Linked DNA regions of Homo sapiens: region 2 is linked to region 1. Evidence: chromatin contacts called from ENCODE Hi-C or POLR2A ChIA-PET data. All regions are on one chromosome and are shown on one strand. The core of a region is the stretch at or near the end of the contact, and the rest is flanking DNA. Distances in the headings are between cores, read along the strand shown.

Region 1 (4,125 bases), core at 1,255-3,754:
TGAATTCAAATAAATAAGTACCTCAGAGGAAGAGCCCTACAACCAAAGAGATACCTATTTGAGAAGGAAATGCTGTTTGCCTTAGAATGAACAGGATAGTAAATTAACTCTCCTTGTTAATTCCCTTCCGTGGGGACTAAACGCCAAGGAGTAGTTGCGGAACTATAGCAAAAAGGGTCGAAATCAATCAGCATAACAGACACCTTATGTTATTTGTTCTGTAAATTCGACGGTTTTCTTAATCGTTCAGACTAATTTCAGGAGGAAGGATGAGTGCCCCTGGCTCTGAGATCACGTGTCATTGCCATGGAGATTTATCTTATTTAATAAGTAATACCACTCAATCTTTTTGTAATAACGAACACTTCTTTTCTTGTTACCTCAAACTAAATAAACTACTCTCCTATGGTGGCTCTAAGTGCGGGTTTCAAAAGACTATAAAAACTAGTGAATAAATCCAGTCTCCCATGAGTGTGCTAATTACTGTTTTAGTTCATGTTAACAGAAGAAATGGCTTAACAACAGTAACAACTGGAGGAGGTCAAACTTCTCATTCATTTGTATTAAATCACCCTTCCATTAGATAGGAGTGCTATAATGCATATTTCTTGGATAATACTCTCACTACAGAAGACTTCGGAAACAAGTACAATGTACTTTAAATGTTTCACGGTTTGCAAATTATTTCGTACACGCAGCGTCTGGCAGTTGTGAATCGAGGAGGAAAGCATTATTTTCCACTACACTAATAAAAATCAATTCTCACGTCTTCAATTAAATGATTTTCAGAAGGGTTCATCACCCGGAAAACCAGTATGTATGAACGCCGGAAATGCAGATGGCACCCAGCCTCAGAACTGCTTATTCTAGATGGGAACCAAACTAAGATTTCTCTTTATTATTTGTGAAAGCCATCCCACGCTGGAGAGAATCTCGCCGTAAAACAATTTAAGAAAAGAAAGAAATAACTCTGAAGAGTGTGAAGTTCTCCAGACAAATCTTATAGTGAATCTTTTGAAAGAAGCATTTATGGAAAGGTCAGGGGAGGTCAGGAGAGTTATGCCAGGAGCCAGGGTCAATCGTCCCCGGGCGACAGGGGTTCTCCCACGTGAACCGACGTCCCGGGCTCCGGGCGAGGCGCAGGGCTCAGGGCGCAGGGCGGGTCCCGTACGCAGGGCGGGCGCGCGGGCATCTTTGTGGCCAGGCGACCCCGGCTCGCTCTCCCGGAGCCCAGGGACTCCCGAGGCTGGCGCGGGCTGCCCGCGACAAGGTGCCAGCAGCCTCGGGCTCGCGAGGAGCAGCTCCCACCCGCGGCTTCCGAGTCCAGCTCTGTCCCTCCGCCATCCCCTAGTCCTCCGGCATTTATTCAGGGAGACAGGGAGGCAGAGAGAAGAGGAGAAAGCGGCCGTGTCTGCACCCAGCCTCTGCCGCAGCACTCGATGAGGGACAGCAGGGAGGCTGGCGGGGAGGCAGAGATTAAACTATGATTCCATCGATCACGGAAAGACCACCATCACCTACAGCAAAGGAGGCTCCGATGCGCCCACCCGGGCAGCGACTCGCGGTTGGTGGGCGTTCCTCGTCCTCGCCCCCTCGGTGGCTGTGGAATCCACCCCGCGCCGCACACGCCAGGACTCCCTTTCCTTTGACTAAGGGGAGGGGAAGGAACAAAAGAGACCCCCCACCCCCTATACATACATACACATACACACACACACACACACACACACACCCCTCCGGTATTTTACTGCTGGTCAAAGGATTCATTTTCGCAACCTCTTCTTCGAACACCTTCCCCACCTGAGCAGTGCATTTTCCCAAAGGTAAAGAGAGATAAGGGAGGAAACACAGCACCCAAGGTGATCAGTCGATTGGACACTGTTGATGGCACATTCTCCTCGTTCCCAACCAACCGCACAAAACCCGCAACACCTCGCGTCCCCGCGGGGTCTCCCGCGCCCCTGGCCCGGCCCTCCCGGCCGCCCCCAGCAGGCGCCCCGCTCTCCGCGGGAACTCTGGGACCTGGCCGAGCGTTCCCCGGCGGGCAGGACACTCGCCCGGTTCCCTGCAGCAGCTGAGGGCGGCGAGCGGACCGCGTCCAGGCAGCGACGCGGGATTCAACTTCCCGGACCCGCGGCGCGGCCCCCGCTCCCGCTCAGGGCGCCGCGGCCACAGCTGAGACCCCAGCGCCGCGCAGCCGCCCCCGCCGGGGCATGGGCGGTCGCGCTCTCCGCCCCCTCCTTCCTTCACCTCCCCCCTACCTTGAAAAAAATCCATCCATTGGTGCAAAGCAGACATTTTGATGTCATTTACTTAGCACCGCTTGTTTTGGAGGCAGCGTCTTACCCGGTCGCCTGGAGGTGTGGGCAGCGCGCCGATGGGTCCGGGGGAGCGGGGCTGGGCGGCTCGGTCCTCTAGCGGAGCCGGTTTGCTGCCATCCGCCCAACTTCAGCACCCAGCGGGCGAGGAGAGAGGGAGAGCGGCGAGGATGCAGAGGAGGGGGAGGGGGAGGAGGGAGCGGTGGGCGGGGAGGGAGCGAGAGCCGCTCGGCAGCGCGCATGCGCCTCGCGGGCCGGCGCAGCCCCTCGCCCGGCGCGGCCGGAGGGGCAGCTTCCCAGCCCCTGCGCGCGGCCGCGAGAGTCCCGGCCCCGCCCCCTCCCCGGGCGGCCCCCGGCCCCGCCCGACCTCGCGCGCTCGCCTGGGCGCGGCGCCCACCGTGCGGAGGGGCTCGGCCGGGACTCTCGGCTTCGGTGACGCCCGTCCGGAGCTTCGCGGGAGGCCCGGAGTCCCGAGAGCTTCCCTGGGTGACAGCGGCTCTCCGCCCGGGCCCCTGCAACTCCACTCGCCCGTAGCCCGCGCGCTGCTGTCCTGGGCTGCGCGGGAGCCTTGCACCCAGGAGCCGGCCTGCCAGGCACAGCAGCCTGCCTGCTCCGGGTCCCGGAGGAAGCATTCCCTGCGTGGGGGTTCAAGGAAGTGTGAAGTTAAGCAAGTTTTGCTTCCCGAAGGACTTTATGAAGCGTCCTTTACTTTATTGACTTCCTCGCCCAGAAAGAGGACCTTTTCTCCTAAGAATCAGTGCAGGTGCTCTCTGGCCTAGCCCATGCCAGCTGCCTCAGGCGCCCGGACCACTCGCTGGAGCAGAGTTTTGAGTGAGAAAAGCCGATGACAAGGCAAGAGTGGAGAATTATTAACGGAGGTGCTGATGCTTGGGGCCTAGAGCATCCTTAGGGGACAGCTTGGTAGTTACCAGGTCTGATAATCGTTCTGTGCCCAAGTGGAGCCCAGCTTGGTAGGGAAGGAGCTTGGGATACTTAATGCAACCCGAGCGCTAGATTGCATCTCCAATGATTAGACTAAAGTGTTTGTGCGGAGGAAGTGGAGAAGCAGTGTCTTGCTCTTCAGATACCACATCTGTGGGAAGAGGAGGGAGTTCCTGCAGGAGTGAATGGGCTTTTTTTTCTTACACCTAATTAAAACAGATTACTTGTAAATCTGTGTGAGTTCCCCTTCCTTGTGTGTTCATGTAAGCAAGCGTTGTGTTATTTCAGCCTACTGAACTCTCCTGTGCCTCCATCCTCATAGACTCACGGGTACTTGGGTTAAATATGTCTCAGGGCCTCCTCCAGGGCCTCCCATGGCTTTGAGTACTAGTGCTCTTCAAAGTGTCTTCATTTTTGTTGGATTTCACAGAAGTATTTGTCTTTGTCTTCCAGGCTGCTATAACAAAATACCATAGACTGGATGGCTTATAAACAACAGAAACTGATTTCTTACAGTTCTGGAGACTGGGAAGTCCAAGATCAAGATGTAGGCAGATACCTTATTTGGTGAGGGCCCAATTCCGAGCTCATGAACTGCTGACTCCTTGCTGTGTCTTCACGTGGTGGAAGTGAGCAAGGGAGCTCTCTGGGGTCTCTTTTATAAGGACACTAGTCCCATTCATGAGGGCTCCACCCTCATGACCTAACCACCTTCCAAGGGTTCCACCTCTTTATATCATCATCTTGAGGGTTAGAATGCGAACATACGAATTTTGGAGAGACAAACACGGCTAGTCCACTGCAGTATTGATTCGCGGTGGATAAAGATAAAAGTTCTTCACCAAAAATGATTTGAGCAGCGTTG
Region 2 (3,751 bases), core at 787-3,286, 130 kb before region 1:
CTGGAGATAAAATGCCATTTTTATAACTTTTCTCCTGTTAACTCTAATTTACCTCTCAAGCTGTTACACTGGATTCTATAATCATATCAAGACCATTTTTATTCAAGTTACCAATGACAAAATTGCCAAATCTAAAGACTTATTTCAGTGTGAGCTGAAAAGGTTGTTTTACCTTTCTATGTCAGGTACTACGGATTTTTTTTTTTTTTTTTTTTTTTTGAGGCAGGGTCTTGCGCTGTCACCCAGGCTGGAATGCAGTGGCACCATCTTGGCTCACTGCAACCTCCACCTCCCGGGTTCAAGCGATTCTCCCACCTCAGCCTCTCAAGTAGCTGGGACCACAGGCACGCACCACCATGCCCAGCTAATTTTGCATTGTTTGTAGAGACAGGGTTTTGCCATGTTACCCAGGCTGGTCTCGAACTCCTGGGCTCAAGTGATCGGCCCACCTGAGCCTCTCAAAGTGCTGGAATTAGAGGCGTGAGCCACCACGCCTGGCCAAGGATCTCTTACTTCTTGAAATTTTCTATTGGCTTCTACAGCTTCATTTATTTATCTACTTCAGGGTCACAAAGCTCTGGCTGTTTTTTTCTTGACCTTTTATAGCCTTCTTCTCTGCCTGCTCCTCAAATACTGTGTATTTCTGGCCTTGTTAGACTTGTTTCTATCTTAACACATTTTCCCTGAGTGTTCTCATCTACTTCTAAGGTTTAATTTACCACGTACTGTATATCTCGAGAGCTCTCATATGATTATTTGGGCTCAATTTTTCTCCTATGTCAGTAATTTTTTCTCCTAGACTAGTACAGATATCTTTATTGGAATTCCTTTTCACAGGTATTTTTAACTTAATATGGCATTCAATGCAAAACTCATCTTTTTAAAAAATTCGGTCCAACTTTTATACTTTCATCTTAATTAACAGTACCACTCGTGCTGAAGCCAGAAACCTAAGACTTTTCTTAGAACTAACTCTCTCCCTCATCCTTCTCAGGGCATAAGCCACTAAATCCTAACTTGTTTCTCAAAATGTTTTGTGAGTCAGAACTATGCCTATCACCATTTCTTCTTTGGATTGTTTCAACTGCCTCCTCCCTGGCCTGTCAGCCACCAGCGTTTCTGGAGAATACTCCAATTTATCCTCAGCGCATGCCACCATTAACTTTTCTTTACAAAGACGTGAATTCTCTGCTTAAAAACATTTGCTAACTTTCCATGGTCTATAAAAAATAAATCCAAATTCTTTGTCTTGCAAGGTTCTTAACTATTTTTCTGGCTTCATGTTTCTATGACATCATCTCCCACCTATTCTATACTTAGGCCATACTGAATTTCCCAATTTAGTACCTTTACCCACGTATAGGTCTGAGATTCTGAGTCCTAAGTCTGCTATTAACAAGCACTGCCCTGATACTACTGCAAATGGGTCTCCACACCACACTTTGAGAAACACCGCTGTGGAGCCCATCACAGGGACAGTGCCTTATTTATCCTTGCTGAGCTAATGAGCTCTTGCCCGAGTCCACAACTAATAAGCATGTAAAAGGCGGCAGAGCGCCGTGGCAAAGGAGCACAAGAGAGCCCACAGGAGAGGATGGGATCACAGCACGTAATGATGTCCTGACCTCTGATCCAAAATAAAAACGGCTGCAAGTGAGTAAAGAGTTTCAAACTCGGGTAGTGTGGGCAGTGGAAAAGTCAAACGAAGAGTCAAGAATGTGCTCTGACGCCTCTCCCCCGGGCCCGACCCTTACCGTGCAGCAAGTGCTCAGTCTCCCGCAGCTCCCGCTCCTTCTCGTTCAGCAGTTTGATCACCGCCAGCAACTCGGGCCTCCTGACCTTCAAATGGGCTTCAGACCCCGCCTGGCGCTCGAGGAAGGTCCGCAAGGGCCCGCCCCGGGTGAACAGCTCCTCCAGCGGCGGGCTACCGGAGCTCAGGGGCCGGCGGGCTGGGCCAACGGCCCGGCGGGGCCAGAGCCACCGGGCAGCGCCCCACAGAACCCGGGACCGCATCCTTAGTCCGAGATCGCGGACCCTGACCGGAACCGGAAGTTCCGGACACAGCAGCCCTCGCGACAACACCCAGAATTTGGAGATAAGGGTGAGAGCGCACCAAGCCCCGCCCAGCGCAAGCGTTGCTTTTTAAAGGATTTTCCGGAAGCCTTGGCGGGAACTTCCTGCCAAGCGTGAGAACGCTGCGAACTTCCCGGAGGCCAAAAGTTGAGGGGGCTGAGCGGAGCGTGATTGGGGAGGGGCGGGCCTGGGAGACCTTGGGCGCCTCCTCTGAAAGCCTCTTGGTAGGTATCCGGTTGATGGGTGACGTGTTTGGCCGGAAAGGGAGAGCAGCAGATTGCCCCTCTGTTTTCTGATAGTGAGGATTTCTTTCCCATGCACTGAGTCGGGGCCTCCAGAGCCGCAGTGCAGGGCAGTCGAGGGTCCGCTGCAGGGCGGAGGTCACAGCCGCGCAAGTCGTCAGTCTCCGGTGCAGGGCTGCCGCTGAGTCTTCAAGAGCGAGTTTTATTATGGACAGGCGTGTGTTTATTCCTCCTCCTTTTTTCCTGCTTATGTTTCTCTTGTCCACGGTGGGTGAGGTTCGTGGTAATAAGGACTTGATAAGTGTATTATGAGATAACCACTGAATGAATTTGCACAATAGACGTGCGTGCCCTTCATCTGCCGCGTCATTTACTTGCTTTCAAAGGACTTTATTATTCACCTGCCCATTCATTTTCACTTAGTCCCACTTATCGTCAGCTTTTTAAAGAGGTGGAGTGATTCCGTGTTACAGCAACCTACAGCCCAACAAAGCCTTCAGATATCTGCCTCCAGGAGTCCAACCCTCATCCCTTTCCAAAGAACTGGTAGCGGATAGGTGCCAGCAATACCGACATTTATTGGCACAATGCTTTGCACTTTTCAAAAGACCTGTTCACAGCTCAACGGAGAAATAAATATGAGGGAATAAACACAACCAAGACAGTCCTGGGAATGCAAGGGCTAAACGCTCAATCTGAGAACTGCCACTACCTAACTGGTTTGGGCAGCGTCTACTAAGTGGTATTTCACTGTTGAGAGAGGTGATATATTAGAAGTACGAAACTTCTAATTTATTCATAAAAAATAAAATGGTAAAAAATGGGAACCCTTATCAAGGTTAAAATATCCTTAGGTCATCTAATCGAAACTGTTAAGTATAAACATTCTTAGAAAATAACGTTTGCATTGCCTCTCTCTTTTCATCTCTTAGCACGATAACAAATGCAGAGTGAGTGGAAGAATGAAATGACTCTTCAAACATCAGGAAGCAAAAATAGTTTTTTGCTACTTAAAGGCTCCACCTAATTATCTCAGTTCTTTTCACTTTGTGTATTCAAGCTACACAACTTTATACAATCGTTCTGCTGTTGAAACCCATTTTATTTTAATCCTGATCTGAGGATAGAACAGGACTGATCAGGATGTTTTTATCTCTATTAGAACAATTGTTTCCCAAGTCTGAACTTAACTTTGAATTTATCTTAACCATGGAAATGGTGAGAATCACTTGAACTCAACATGGTATATCTCTCAGTTGAGTTCTCAGAACATAAGTCATTTCAACAATATATTTTATTATTTATAAAAGGTGAAACATTTTAATAATTAAAACCTTATAGAACAATGTAAAGAATCTAGCCAGAATTTTATTTTCCCCCAAGTGCATAAGCAATTTAAGTAACACATAGAAGTGTACCTTTTATTCCTATAGTGT

Evidence for each region. A loop is a pair of places that touch in the nucleus more often than their neighbours do. ChIA-PET counts read pairs that join two places held with the same protein, here RNA polymerase II (POLR2A). Pooled maps may share reads with other maps.
Region 2: a loop to region 1 is called in a map of posterior cingulate gyrus, with 5 times the contacts of the local background. The contact joins the promoter of MTRF1L here to the promoter of RGS17 in region 1. A Hi-C loop is called at or near these places in 1 of 168 maps with a recorded cell type or tissue (posterior cingulate gyrus), 12 of 37 single-sample maps with no recorded cell type and 12 of 50 pooled maps. POLR2A ChIA-PET finds 5 or more read pairs at or near these places in 1 of 52 experiments (H1).

Annotation. Positions count from the first base shown.
Region 1 is chr6:153,128,778-153,132,902 of GRCh38, forward strand. It overlaps RGS17 (regulator of G protein signaling 17), which reads right to left and starts at 2,505. Exons shown (of 5, transcript NM_012419.5): 1 at 2,347-2,505. RefSeq lists a silencer at 2,387-2,436.
Region 2 is chr6:153,000,673-153,004,423 of GRCh38, forward strand. MTRF1L (mitochondrial translation release factor 1 like) reads right to left here and starts at 2,037. Exons shown (of 7, transcript NM_019041.7): 1 at 1,755-2,037. The coding sequence starts at 2,013. RefSeq lists silencers at 1,785-1,844, 1,855-1,964 and enhancers at 2,194-3,194, 2,285-2,394.